Linked DNA regions of Homo sapiens: region 2 is linked to region 1. The links are chromatin loops, found by intact Hi-C in ENCODE. Cell type or tissue: heart right ventricle. All regions are shown on one strand.

What was found. A loop is a pair of places that touch in the nucleus more often than their neighbours do. Peaks named below come from ENCODE experiments on the same cell type or tissue, not always from the same donor. Only the 100,000 strongest peaks of a DNase experiment are listed, where the experiment ranks them.
Region 2: it touches region 1 in a loop (2.4-fold over the local background); 2 of 110 quality-filtered maps call a loop at or near these places.

Annotation. Positions count from the first base shown.
Region 1 is chr12:90,511,836-90,519,835 of GRCh38, forward strand. No RefSeq gene overlaps it. Among named protein-coding and RNA genes, the nearest start is that of LINC02822, 78 kb to the right of the region's middle. In heart right ventricle, no CTCF peak of the experiment used is centred here; no DNase peak of the experiment used is centred here.
Region 2 is chr12:90,291,165-90,299,164 of GRCh38, forward strand. LINC02392 (long intergenic non-protein coding RNA 2392) reads left to right here and starts at 2,154. Exons shown (of 3, transcript NR_135018.1): 1 at 2,154-2,396; 2 at 4,193-4,328. In heart right ventricle, no CTCF peak of the experiment used is centred here; no DNase peak of the experiment used is centred here; H3K27ac peaks cover 2,448 bases.

The DNA of each region.
Region 1 (8,000 bases):
CATGGGATAAAGAATTAGCAACAAAAATTAAAGTAAATTATATTACAGATGTTAGTAGACAAGATGGGAAATTATTATATAATCTGCAAGATACATGAAATATTGTTATATGTTCCTTGCTAGTCTATTTACTAATGTATGTTTAACTTAATCTGTGCTAGAGTTTATTAGTCACTAATATGTATTTAGTGCAATCTATGCTAATGCTTATCACACTGTATTGTTAGTGATTGCTACTGCTCTCTGTTTTCTTTAAGGCTGTGTGATTGTTAAGTATGACTTTTTTGTCTTATTTTCACTATATTTCAATATATAAATTAAGAAATTAGAAAAATATCTTCCTATAGGAGTATCTTAATCTTCCTTGTCAATCAGGAAATATCCAAATTCAAAGTGAATATAATGTTCATACTACAGATAAGTTTTTTTGTTGTTGTTGTTCTTAATTTAGGGTTCTACACGAATCTACATGGCTGCTCAGGTTGGGCTTTTGTCTTTTCCTGAAACTCAGCTGTTAGTGCATATAAAAAATAGGGAAACTGTTTTAAATTTAGACAGAATTAGAGAAGTAAAATCAAGTTTTAATTAATATTGCTAATTGAAAGCAGGAAAGAGTGTAAATAATCTTTAAAAATTACAATTGGCTTGGGAATTTACACATCAGCCACACATATTGAGTTTTTTAAGGTTAAATTTGGTAGAGAGTGACAGGAAAATACAAATAATTGTGGCTTAAGTGAGAGAAAAGTTTAATTCTCTCTTACAACAAATGTGGAAGCAGATGGTCCAGAGAAATTTGGTTCAGTCCTCTGTGGTGTCAGGCACCTGGCTCTCTCTTTTGAGTCCTTTATGCATAGCCTTCATTCCTAAGTTTGTTTCATCTTCCAAGGTGGCCACTCTTGATGAAACCATTCATCTGCATTTTACCAAGTAGGAAGAAAACAAGAGAAGGATAAGAATGCTTTGTGTCCTTTTAAGAATGTCACCTAGCATCTGAAAACACAGTTCTCATAAGTCATTAGCAGACACTTAGTGTTACGGTCAAAACTTCATGCAAAGGAGCCTGGGAAATGCAGAATTTGTTCCAGATGGTCATTCATCCTGCTAAAATTCAAGGCTTCTATCACCATAGAAGAGGAGGAGGAAAAAATATTTTGAGGCAACTGGCAGTCTCTGCATATCTGCTATACCCACACTGACAACTTTGACTTTTCACTTCCCTTGTAATGAACTCACATCTAGCATACTCATATATAAGCTTTACTCTGGCCTGTCTACATATTGGACTCACACCTAATATACTCATGGTTGCAACTTGACTCCTGCATGCATCTATGATAGACTTTGACTCCATATCAGCAATATTATGTCTTATTCCTATGAAATTGGAACTGAGGGAAAATGTTTTTTCAGGGAGATTCGCGTTTCAGTAAAATCCAAATTTACTCTTCTTTTATAAGCAGAGTCACTGTGGACAAGTTATGCAGGTTGTGCACACAGACTATGGACAGTGGGGAACTAATATCTAAGTGGAAAGAGTATATTTTGATAATTAAAATGCTCAAAAAAGCCTATCTTTTACAACTTTTATTTTAATTCTCAAGTGAATGCCTTATTCTATTTCATACAGTTGCACTAAGTGTGCCTGTTGCATAGTTTTAGTTAGGTGTAATTACACAAATACATATTTTGAACTAGAATGATTTGCCAAAATATGGATCTGAGAACATTGATTCTTCAGAAATATTGAGAGGATCAGATAAGAAAATGTGTTTCGTAGTAAAAATGTAGGTCCAGTGATGTTAACACGTTTCTTTGCTATTGATGGGAGTTTCAAGAAGCTTTATTGTGCTAATTTGTGTTTGGAAATAAATGGATGAGATTCTTGTTTGCAGTGGTTGAGCAGGTATCCATTTTCTTGCAATGTATTTTATAGGACATTGTAGTATAACACTGATTTAATGCAGCGATTCTGAAACTTATCTAAAGAGAAAATATATTTCCCTCCTCACCACCATCTCTGAATTTATTTAATTCAGATTCTCCAGAATAAAGTTCTGGCAACCTGTGTTTTTAACTAGCTGCCTAGGCCACTCATAATTAGGCATTTTTTTTGAAACACCAATCTATACAAATGCTTTGTCCACTAGGAATCTACAACAAAATCACTTGAGGAGCTTTTTAAAATATACATTTATTCGATCCCCCTCGCATTTATGAATCAGAGGGAGGTATGGTCCCTCTATAGCCATTTCTTATGCTAACTCTCAATTAAGAACTATTGTTTCAGACCTAACTTTCTTATTCTTTGTATGTTACTATTTAGTTATACCTCAAGGTACTTCCATATGGAAGTTTTCTTTCTTGAGCCCATTTCTTATCATGTATCAAGCTCTCCCTGCCTTTTCTACTTCTCTCAAGGCAAAAAGAAATAGAACTCTTAGCAGTTCTTTATCTCAGGGCATAACTGATGGTAGAAAAAGGAAAGACTTTGAATTTTTGGAGCACAATCCAGCCAGCAGATAAAATATTTGCAAATAATGAAAAGCTGATTGCTTAAGTGTGAGACATTTTATAGCTCATATGCTTTCAAATGCATACAGTTGGCATGAACAGGGTGGCCGATTTTAAAAAAGAGTAACTGGATTAAGTAGATTCCCTTGTGTAAAATTCTGTCTGCTTGATCTGTTTTCCAGATGTTTCCGTGACAAATGTTTTCTTAATGTGAAGCCCAACCATAAAAAGCACCTGGCTAGTATACAGCTCTGCCAGACACAAATCATCCTTTTTTTTTTTTTTTAATACAAATACTTAAAGAGAGGAAGCCGAATTTATTTTAAACACAGCAGGGATCATCCTACTTCATCTTCATATGGAAATATGAAGTGACAAAATGTTTATTGAAACACCAATCTTAATATAAAGAGCTTCATCCATGTCTGCAAACAACACAATACTAGACTCTTTCTACAAGTCTGCAGAACAGTTTGGAAGCTATAATTGAAGCGTTTATTTTCAATTTTAATTTTTATGTACAGTCTCTGGCTAAGAACACAGGAGTAAGCGGCAATATAGTGTGGCAGTCAACAGCTGAGGTTTTTGAGCCAGACAATCTGGGTTCAAATCCTTCTCCACCACTTACCAGCTATATAGACTTGGGCAGTTCACTTAACCTTCTATTCTTTATTATCCTTATCTGTAAAATAGGAATTATAATAGTACTTACCTCAGAAGATTGTTCAAAAGATTAACAGTATTTATATAAATAAACACTTAAAATATTTTTTAGCCAATAGTAAATGCCCAATAATATTAGAGTTGATAAAGTGGATGTCTCTATTGGTTATTTTCGAGATTAAAAGAAAGAAAACTCCAGTGATTTTGAGACTGATATTTTGCTTTGTTAGGGGACTAAAATTTGGTTCACAGAGGCTTATTTGGATAAAAGCAGTAGCTAGTCATGGTAAATGATAAACTCCCATCCTCCTTAAATGTGCTACTTGATTCATAACTACTTACTCATTTCCTTAATTTACTGAGATATATTGGAGGGAAAAACAGCTACTATTTCTTATACAGTTTAGTTATGTAAGTCACCATAGAGATTAGGTGTTATAATGTCATTGGCCCAAGAAGGGAGAAAAATAAAAGGAGGAAACACATGGGGGAAACTAGAGGGTGAAAGAATAAAAGACACGAAGGAAGATCAATTAAAGAAGCAAGATAAAAATGTGCAGAGGTGTAGGTTGAGAAAGGGATATGCTATCAATTGAATATCCTTTGTGTCAGCTGTACAAGTGCCATGGATATTTCTCACAAAAATGTAATTGGAACTTTTCTTCCATTATCAGCTAGCAATTTAACAGGATATTTACTTTAAGAAGAAGGTCCCATATTTCAAATACTTTGCTCTTTTGCAACTCCAGATGAGCAAGTCATTCTAAAAGGCATTTAAGTAAACATTAATAGCTGGTGAAAGCTTTGTGGCATCTCAAAGATTTGGGCTAAAAGCTATCTTCCATCAAACAGGTCTCTTTGTTAGTTGCCATTCTTGTCAAATTAAAGGAAAGAGATGAGAAACATACATGGCTACACACTAAATTTCTCCCACCCACTTTTTCTTTTTCTTAAAGTCAACCTTTAGTTTCGTGGTGGTTATGAATTTATTGGTTTTACTTTCAATATGAAATAGACATGCATACTTCCTCTTAAAGCATTTTCTTCAAAAGAAAAAACCTTTCTGTTCAAAGTTTAAAAGCAAAAAAAGACATATAAAGATTTTTACAAGTGATTATTAATGTTTTGAAGTTAAAATATTCACATCAGCCCTTGATGAAGTTTAAACCGCAGGCAGCCTCCTAATAATATTGTGAAAGTGAGAAAGCTTATTCATATTTAGTTGGTATCAAACTCAGGGTTTCTGTAATGCATACTCCTCCTATTTTATTTTAAATTTCCTCAAGAAATATTAAAAATAGCAGATCTCAGGATAGTATCCCAAATAAGGCAAAATCCTAACTATAGCCCAAATCAAGCTGGTCCAACCCATGGCCTGTGGACCACATGTGGCCCAGGACAGTTTTGAATGTGGCCCAACCCAAATTCATAAACTTTCTTAAAACATTATGAAATTTTTTTGCAATTTTAAAAAACTCATCAGCTATTTTATGTGTGGCCCAAGACAATTATTCTTCTTCCAATGTGGCCCAGGGAAGCAAAAAGATTGGACACCCCTGCCCCAGAAGTATCCACTTTTCCATGGCACAGTCTCTGACTCTATCAAGATGCCTGGACATTCTGGAGAAAGGCATTCCAGCAGAGTTACAATGATTGACAATATAGTACAATTTCCATCAACACCCACATTGTACTTACTCATAGCAAAAACCTGGAAATAGTGAAACCTTTGAGAAGGAAGGAATTAAAATGGTTTGTGATGCTGCAACATTTACTTAGTCTAGATGTACTTTTCCCGTTTTCACCCAGTTGTTGATTACTTCAACTTTCCTAAATGATACAAATTTCTAAATCAAGGGAGGTTTTCTATCTTAAACTTGTTCATGTTCTTTTCTTTTATTTTCATCATTTGTGATTATTAATGGTATTGGTCATTTTATTAATAGATGATTTCAACAAATACATGATGTGCTTCCATGTGAACATTCCCCAGCAAACTCATGGTCATTAAAATAAACTGGCATCCTATTTTATTAATTTGGTCAGTTTGGGAATCTATGTATCAAGTTTTTGTGAAATAAGCTGAAAAAGGCATATTTCAAAATCCTATCCTTATCTTACTCTATACAGAGTATAATCCAAGGTTGTCTTCCTGACCATTTTGAGGAGCCTCCTAGGGAATAACAAAGTACCCTCCTCAAGAGACATGAATTTAGAGTTTTAGGTCCTATCATGTTGCTAGTAACAGCCAGAACCCCTCCTCCTCACAGTTAATAGAGATAAAGATTCTATAAAGCTGAAAAAGGGGCATGGAATAAAGGTCCTTTGTTATTACCATAATTATTATTAAAATTAAATATGTTATTTAAATATCGTGCCATATACTTGACTCCCTTTAGCTCCAATCCATGGATTCACTGGTACTTATGCTGCATGTAGTTAGCCCTTTTCTCCTGGGGTTGTAGTTTGTTTTCTTCACCTTCTCCTCTATGAAATTCTATTTCTTGAGGTATTCCATCTATCTGTCATAGCACCCATTGACTTTTGCCTGAGCTTCCTGTACCCACACGGGGTCGTCACTCTTCTCTCGTTTTGGATAAAACATCTCAGTGCATAGTGTAGTTTCTGGCTTCTTAGCCACAGAGGGGCAGAATGATGCAACCCAAAAGTTTAGGGCTTGTATCTTGACCAATGAGAAATGCAAGATCAGAGTTGGGAAGATCAATTTTTCTTCCTTACTTTATTTGGTGGACTAGTCTGAATGGCAGTACTTCTTTGCCTTCTGGAGAAGCTCCAGAAGCTGACAAGCCTGCTGAGAGATCTTTTCTGCCTATTCCCAGTTTGTCACAAAGCCACAGCTGGCATGGTGACATATCACATTGCTTTGCTTCGAATATTCCGTTTCACTTGTTTTTTCTTTCCTTACTTTCACCTGTCTGGGCTGGTACCTCCCAAATGTATTATCAACTTCATCTTTGTCTCTGCTTTCTAAAGGGGCCTATTAAGACACTCCTTTTAAGTCCAATTAAGACATTTCCTTTAGAAAAAAATTTTCTAAAGGAAATTTTTAATTCATTGCAGATAAGCTTAGCATTGGAATTATTAGTTTTCATTTAACTTGGGAGCTGCCACAACATTCAGTACTCAAGAGTCTGCTCATATCAACAGCAAGTACCCTATTCTCTTTCACATCTAACCTCTACATGGCCTCCCTTCAATATAACCTATTACCATTACATCTTTCTTCATCATTTGAATAATAGGCCCAGGTATAATTTTCCTGAGTGTGGCATCTCTTCTTGTGAGTGTAACAGAGTAAGAGCTCCTCATTGCAGACAAAGTTCCTTCTTCAGTAGCTTCATTTCCTGTCCTCTGACACACTTGAACCAGAGCCTAAGAGTTGTTTCTAGTCACTTTGCAGTTCAGCTCCTAAACAATCATTTGTTGGGTACAAATCATTTATTTCTGGATCATCAACATATTTTTTTCTAGCATTCAATGGGACATCTTTCACAAGATCTCTGGTTTGCACACATTGCTTTGAAGATCAATTTATTAAGAAATAAACTGTTGAAGATACAACAAACACATCTTTATTTAAAGATAAAAGGAGTAGTTGACAGAAAAATTTACAGACCTACTCTTAGTATGAAATACACGATACTTATTCAGTTTAGCAACAACATTATCATAATCAATACTTAACAAAAGTCCTACAGAAGTTAGTGATTCAGGTTGTCTGGAATGATGGGCTATTGTTTTCTAAAACCAATATCATCCTTTTAAAAGATTGCTAAAATTCTACAATCCTAGTTTCAAATTTCGAATGTCCATGCAAATAGATCTATTTTTGTGCATTTTGGTTCCATTAGTGGAAAATAAACTTGGCTTTTCTTTGTATGAATATCTTCCCTGAAAATTAGAGACTCAGTATTGACTATGTCAGAATCCTCTATGTTTAAGTTACTGTCACAAGTTCTTTTTAAATTTTTTTTCTGATACATTTATCACCATTTTTTGGAAGTAGCAGTTTTAAGTATTAAAATGTCTCTAAAGTGACATAACTGTATTAATCCCAAATTTGTTAGACTTGTGGCAAAAGTCTACGTGAATCTCAGGTGCTATTTTATTGTACACTTAGTGTATATCTTGCATTAAATGTTTGAAAAAAATAAAGAATGAGTAAATTAAAGACTGATGTACATTCTCATAAATTACGTCCAATTATCTTGGAAAATTATGGTAGTTCTGTCTCAAAATTTATCTTAGGTCTAACATTTTTCAATATCATTATCACCCTGAGCCAAGGCACCAATATCTTTTGCTGAAATTGAAAAAATAATAGCATTCTAACTAGTCTCTGTGCATTTGTTGTAACTCCACTATAGTCCAGTCTCAATACTGTAACCAGCATGATCCTTTGTTCAAAGTGGATCATATCACTCTTGCTCAAAATCCCCCAGTGGTTTCTTTCTATCTCACTTACAGTATAAGTCAGCATCCTTGAAACAGTCTAGAAGGCTATATGTGATCTGTCCCACATCACTTGATATCTTCATCTTTTACCATCCTCCCTCTCCACATACATACACCACAACTCATTCTATTTTTACCTTGATAGTCTGTTTACTGTTACTTGAATTTGTCAACCCTATTCTTATTAAAGGGTTTTAGGCTTGCTGTTTTTTCCCCTTACCTGGAATACCTGTGCTTTAGATAACCATATGACCTCCAGTCTCCCTTCCTTCAAGTCTCCACTCAAATGTCTTCTTAGCCACTCTGTATAAAATATAAAACCATCAACATCTAGTCTCTTCCCTGCT
Region 2 (8,000 bases), 220 kb before region 1:
AGAAGGGCACCAAGCCATTCATGAGGGATCTGCCCCCACAACCTAGACACCTCCCACCAGGCCTTACCTCCAACATTAGGGATCACATTTCAACGCGAGATTTGGAAGGCATGAACATCCAAAGTATGCTGCTATAACCAACAAGTTATTTTGTATTTATATGTGTGTTATGACTGTTTTTAATGGTCTTTGATAGAAAAAAAGTACCTGTTTTCTGAAGGCAATGAATGGTTATGAAATCAGCTATTAATATTCCTACAATAGCAAAGTGAGAGCACATTTCAGAGTCCCTGTAGTTGCACTCTTTGGTGCAGTTTCACAGCAGTAGAAAAGAATCTCAATGCTAGCCTGAATTTTTGGCCACAGCCCAGTTATTCTGGCACACATTGAAATCTCAAGACATCAAGAGAAACAAACTTTGGGACACTCAGTGGTACCATTTTTTAAAGCCAGATTCTTTTTCAGTGGGTTTTCACATTTCCTTATTCCAATCATTCCAATGATTGGACAAAAGAAAAATTGTTTTCTTATTTTGCACTTTATTAAGAGGAAAAAATTTCTTTTGTACTAAAAGCTTCTTTTTCCTGTAAACAGAATGATTAACTTGAGATTGTGCCAAATAATTTCTGAGTGTCTAGATAAGATTAAATGCCTTTATTTTGCTAAACTCATGTGTTGATATTTTCTCATTACTTTCTCTATTACTTAAGCCAAGAGGTTTTTATTAATCACTCACAAACTTGCATCTCTGCACTAAATTCTGGCAATACTTGGAATGCTTTGATGTCATATAGTATCTGAACAGAGCAATGTTCTTGATGGTATGTAGAATAATTGTAAAATAATTTTTATTTTTTCAAAAACAAAATTATCTTCAAAAGTGCCCACCTAGGGCACACTCTTTTTAACTTACATTCTGGCAAATAACTGATATTGACCATCCATTGCTCCTCAAAAGAAAAATGATTCCCTGTTAGACAGACTCTTAAGTTAAAAATACCTTTTAGGCATATACTTAAAGTCTCATTTCTTTTCCTATGTCCTCCACAATGTCTTTAATGTGCTTGATTTGGGTAATAACACCCAGCAGTCACGGAAGACAGAAACAGCCACCTTGATTACTCCCTCAGCATACTTATGCATGAACTGAGTCTTGATGCATGAACAAAAACACTTCAAGGTCATATTCCTTATCTCTCTAGGTTATTATTCTCTCTTAAGAGGAAACTACGATGCTTCCTCTCTTACCAGAATGATAATCGAGATATTAACACACGGCTTTGTCATAAATCCTAAACACAACTAAGTATAGATAAAGATCTACAACAGAGCAAAAATTCTCTAGCACTGGATACATACACAAACTATCCTAGGCAGTTTCTCCTAACAGCTGCTAAATTACTTCTATTAATTGCAGCTTCATAAAACTAAAGAAAAGAAAAGAAAAAGAAAGAAAACAACAAGGCTGTTTAATGGCATGCCTCTGTGTTACTACTTTTCTGTATGGTACACAGCAAAGCAATCAAACATTTGGACATTACAAATATCCTAGCAATCAATTTGATTTAAAATACTCTCCAAATGTAGATACTGCAAATGAAAAGACTCATTTCTTTTAGCCATTATTTCTAATGCTGCTAAAAAGATGCAGTTGGGGAAATGCTTATCAGAAGTACTAAATCAGCATTACAGATATATATCAAGGAACCAGATGAATCTACAATTGCAACCAATTTGTTTTTCAGACGAGGTTTTATTTTTTTTCAGACTTGATGGATGGCTGTTTTTTAAGAATAATATTTGTCTAGAATGGATTAACTCAGGAGAGTGATACAAATATACCCAAAAGAATGAAGAAGTGTAAGTGGAGAGTGGTATATATAAACTATATCCAGGAAGAAATGAAATAATCGAAAGGTCCATTTTATGCTTGACATTTAGAGAACAGCCCTCCAAATTTACATAGTGACAAGAATGCTGAACAAGGTCAGGACAATGGAAACTTCTTTGGCAGGATCTAGTTGTGATATCAATGGGGAAATGTCTTAAACCAGGTATCTCAACCTTAGTTCTATTGACATTCTGGGCTAGGTAATTCTTTGTTGTGAGAAACTGTTCTCTGTATTCTAGAATGCTTAGGAGCATTACTGACCTCTTCCAGTGCGATGCCAGTAGCACCCTCAACTGTGAAAATAAAAAATGTCTCCAGACATCGCCACTTGTTTCCTGAGGGCTAAATTACCAGTTGTTGTAAACTACTGTTTTACATACTTTTTGGTTTTTTAATCTCTAAAGAGAGGAGTTGTGAAAAGATGTGTCTTTTCCAGCTCTGATATTCTCTGACCTGTCCAGCTATGCTCACAAAATTGATGAGAAACTCTATCTGTTCTTATCAGGTAACACCAGAACTAGCCTTTTTATGTTCTCAACTTGCAGAAATTATAGCTAGTTTCCCCACACACAGTAAGGGAATTCCAACTGCATCTTGTGCCATATTTTGAGTTAAAATTTTACTTTGCTCGTTTTCATTCTTTATGCAGCATCTTCCGGATAGGGTGGTCAACTGTCTCAGTTACCTGAGACTTTCGTGGTTTTGGCATTGAAAGTCCTGTGTCCTGAAAAAGCCCTCGATCCTGAGGAAACAGATCACTTTCCTTCTATAACTATTTCCACATGGTTTTGCATGTGTGTAGATATGCGTATATACAAACATGTCATGAAGAATACTATAGTACTATTCTAATAGTGTTAGAATAGTATAGTAATAGAATAATATAGTACTCAGTTATCTTAATCTATTTTTTATTATTTTATTTTTAACATATTTTATGTTATCAAGTATTATTTAACTATATTATTTTAATGCATGATTATTATCTTATTCTATTAACGTACTACAGTTTATTGAATAATTTCCATATGATTAGACATTTATGCTCTTTCTAGTTTCTTTTAAAATAAAAAATCAATGCTCAATGAACATTCTAATAGTTACACATTTATGCATACCTTTTAAATATTTTTAAATTAAACATTTTAATTTTGAATAATTTAAAATATCCTACAGGATATAGATATATAACAACCCTGTATCTATTCTGTCATATTTAATTTACATTACAGAGTTAAAAAATAAATAGAAATGAAATTTAGCAAATTCAGCTGAAGTCTGTCCTCCCTACCTCCCCACGTGTACCCACTGTCCTTAAGAAAGTGTGTGCCATTCCCATCAATGACCCTGAACATTTGTCACATACTTAATTATCTACAAAAAGCAAAAACGATTCACCAGCATTGTACATTTCCTTTTGCATCTTGAGTTTTTGCCCAACATCATTTTTTAGAGATTTATCCATGTTGATAGATCTATATTATTAGCTATAACTGCTATATAATGTTCTGTTTCATGACTGAACTTTCATTTTTCCACTCATATTTAAAGACAATTACATTTTCAAATTATTTTGCTGTCACAAACAATGTTGCATTATTTGTATATGCACAAGTATATCTGTGTATATGCATCCTCATGTACAGCACAAAACTTCTGTAAGGTAAACAGATTTAGGAGGAAATGAGGATATGCATATCTTTAACTTCACTTCAGCTAGTTTTCTTCCTGAATGGTTATTCCAAATAACACTTTCGGAAGTAATGTACAAGAATTCTTGCTTCTCACTGCTTTCCTAAAACTTAATATTAGCAGACCTTATATTTTTTCCTTCTACTTCCTTTGAATATATAACCTATCCTTTGTGATTTTTCTTTTGGGGTTTATATTATTTATTTTTCTAACTTCTTCAGCAGATTCTTAGCTCATTAATTTTTAGTCCCTTTCTCATTTTATTATGCTCTTTTAAAAGTATGAATTTCTGATTAGTATTTTTGCTGGATATGACACATTATGATTTGTAGAGCTGTTATTAATCAGTTATAATTTTTTAGCAACTTTATTGAGGTAAAACTGACAATAAATGTCACATTTAAAAGTAGTCTTTTAATTTCAAATTTGTTTTATTTTAAACCATTTTTTATTTTTGATTTTTGTGGATATATAGTAGGTACGCAAATTTATTTATTTTTTTTTATAGTAAGACATTTAATTTTATTCCCTTTAATAAATGAGGAATGTGGTTTTATTCCTTCCATTGTCTGCTTCTAAAGTATAGATATAAACTTGTGTCTACTGCAGATGCAGATAAGAAACGTGGGAAGCCACAAGAAAGCCAAGTAGCCTGGGAAAAAGTGGTCATTGAGCCATGAGAAAAAATTAACATTTGATCCTGTTGGTGCCACCTGAAGGCAGAGATGGCTGAGGACCCCCGAGTGTAAGTCCAGAGAGCTCCCCTGCAGCCCCACCCTGACTTTCCAGGATGAGCCTTCTCTAGGAAGCCACTGCTCATTCGGAAAGTGAAGAACGCCTGTGTTTCCAACACCAACCCCAGCTCTGCTGACATCTCAGGATGGCAGGACCACGCGTGATGGAATACCAGGCAGGGGAGACTCAAATTTATAAGTTACATGAGATATTTTGAAACAGGCACACAATGCATAATCACATCAGGGTAAATGGGGTATCCATTATGTCAAGCATTTATCATTTCTTTGTGTTACAAACATTCCAGTTATATGTTTAGTTATTTTAAAATGCACAATAAGTTGTTGTTGACTGTGGTCACTCCATTGTGCTATCAAATAGTAGATCTTATCTTATTCATTCTATCTAACTATATTTTTGTATCCATTAACCAGCCCCACTTCTCACTTCTCCAGCTTCCATTCCCAGCCTCTGGTAACCATCATTCTACTATCTATCTCCAGGAATTCAATTGTTTTAATTTTTAGTCTCCACAAATCAGTGAGAACACGCAGTTTATCTTTCTGTGTCTCTCTTATTTCACTTAACATAATATCCTCCAGCTCCATCCATGTTGCTGCAAATGATAGAATCTCATCTTTTTTTCAATTGCTGAATAGTACTCCGAAACAGTGTGTATTTGGTAAGTGCTGATATATGTAAACACCACTGAAGTCTTCAGCAAAATCAGAATAATGAACATGTGTCAATCCCAAAAACTTCTATCTGTCTTCTTTGTATTTCATTTCTCCCATCCCTCTACCCCCATCCCCCATCCCCAGGCAAAACTAATCTGCTTCCTTTATTTACTATTGGTTAGTTTGCATTTTCTAGAATTTTGTATAAATAGACTCATATAGAATGTACTCTGTTTTGGTCTAGTTTCTTTAATTTAGCATAATTATTGTGAGATGCATCTATGTTGTTGCATACATCTTTTTTTTTTGCTGAGTAGTAATCTATTGTATAAATGTAACACCAATTTACTATTTCATTGATAGATATTTTAGTTGTTTCCAAGTTTAGTTTAGGTTATTACTTAAACATGAAATTATGAATGTTCATGTTTAAGTCATTGTGTGAAAACATGCTTTTATTATTTTTGAATATATACCTAGAAGTAAAATTGTTGGATCATATGGTTAGTATATGTTTACTTTTCTGGGATAATGTCAATGTCTTAGTATATATTCTAGATGTTGTTTTTTCTTGTTACTTTACTTTTTAATCAAAATAATCTGTCAATAACTTTAGAGAAGTAAAATTTTCTTCTAGAATTCCCCATAATTTTTGCTTTATATTTTACTATATTTTTCTGTATATATATTTGCTACATTTGCCAAAATATGTCTTGTATATTGAAGTCATGTTAGTTACCCACATGATCAGAGCATTAGCATTATGTTGTAATGCTTTGCCAATTTTTTTCTTTTATTTGTCCGTATGTCTGTTTTGCTTGATATTAATATAACCAACTTTCATTTACTTTATATATCATTTCCATTCTTTGACTTCAAAACTCTCTGACTTTATGTTTTTGCCTCTTGTAAAGGTATATATCTGGAACTTATTTATCAGAGCATCACTAAGAGCTTTTCTGTAAGAGTGATTGCCATTTATTTGTGAGTAATATATTGCTACTCTCTCATAGTTTTGAACAGTTTCTCTCTTAGCTCTTCCTATCTTTCTTATTCTCTGTCTTGCTTTCACTTTTGTTCCTGTTCTTTCTTTCTCTCTGTCTCTGTTTTCTGTTTCCTACTTTATTATAATATATTTACGTATAAATTCTGAATAATTCTCAATTATTGTCATCTTAAGCATTTATTTTTCTACAGTCTCTCTGTCATTTTCTTTTGCTCCTATTTAGATAAATGTTAGATATTTTTAACACATTTAAATATATCTCTTTTTTATGTCGTAATTTCTTCTGATAGAAATTGTGTGATATTTTCAACTATTTTTTCCATTTCAATTATCCCCTTTTCAGCTAAATATAGACTGCTGTTTACCTATCTCTATCAGCTATCTATGTCTACCTATTAATGTGTCTGTCTCTCTATAACATATGCATGTATATATTTCAATGGAACTGCATTTTTAAAATATATATTTTGTTCTTTTCTGAGATGTATTGTTTCGTTATGTCATGCTTTTTCCCTAAGGTTTCAATTTTTCTTTTACATTTTAATTAATTTTACATTTATTTTGTATCTTATTTGAGTGATCTTGATATTACAACATGTTCATGGGGTTATAAATCAGATGTGTCTTTTAACTCATAATAGATTCTTTCCTCATATGCTTTTAATTTTTGCTTTTAATTTTTTATTGTTAGCTCACACATTAGGAAGGCTTAATTTTTCCCTGCTGTCAGAAAACCTTGTAGTAGCTTGCACTGTGTTCTGCAAAAGAAGCCTCAGAATTATTAACAAATTTTATATTAATTTCTTCAATTGGTGGTACTGACATTACATAGGTAATGAAAATTTGAACCCTAAACCAATGTGAGATACAAAACTGGAACCTCTGAGGATTATTCTTTTTCCTTCTATAGCCCACAGTAATACAGATGAGCTTTCTTTCCACTTCCCTGTGCCGGTGGGGAGAATATTTGTCTAGTTTGCCCTTTCACTAAGGGTATAGCACTTTGGGGATTCTAGGTTTATGTTAGTCTCAGTTTCTCTTCCCTGTCTTGTATCCAAGATGCTGTATCGCACAGACAGAAAATCCTTATCCTTCCTGCCTACAGTAGCCTCACCATCAGCTCAAAATATTCTGCTTTCAATTACCTATTCACTTATGATACTTGACATTTTTCCTTCCTCACAAGCTGTCAGGCATTTAAAACAATTTCAACATTTTAAAGCATGAGAGATTTTACTTTTTTTTTTTGTCCATGGCATTTCTGGAATCTGAACTCTCCCTTAGTAATATCTTAGTAAAAGTTCTATAGGTAAAATTGCTGAGTCAAAGTATTCATCTATCTTTAATGCTTTTAACATAATTGTCAAAATTGTTTGCTACAAGAAGCATGCAAGGATAGGATCATGATGATGCCTCAGTCTACACAGATGACCTTTGCTTTGCTTCTCTGTCCCTTCTCTTTCATCCTTCTTCTACTCTGGTGCTACTTTATGACAGCCTGGAATCATTTGTTTCTGCATTTCTGGGGTGCTATGGAGCTCTTCAGTGCTGTATTGACTTGTCTGTCTTGTCACCTACCACCGCAAATTGTAATATGGTTTATTGCTACTTCCTCAGTATTGACTGAGGATAGTGTAAGTGTTGCTATTGCTTTGTGTTCCTACAGGGACAAAAGCCTTTTTCACAGGGACTCATGACTTGCTACCCTTTCAATTCACCTTCCTTCCCACTGTCTAAGAAATCTTTACTGATTTTCGAGTTAGAGAATGAAGGTGGTTAAGAGTCTAGCTGTTAAGTAAACTGCATTTTCCCATCTATTGTCTGGCCTGTGTACTAGAGTCCTCTCTGCTGCTCTTGGGAGAGTGGAATTTTAAAATTCCAAATTCAAGAAAGTATGGCATCTTTTTTTTTCCCCCTTGTTTTCAGTTCATGTGAGACAAATCAGTAGAATGTCTCAATGACTGAAGGGTCACAGAGTGAAAGAAGGCAGGGGAATAAA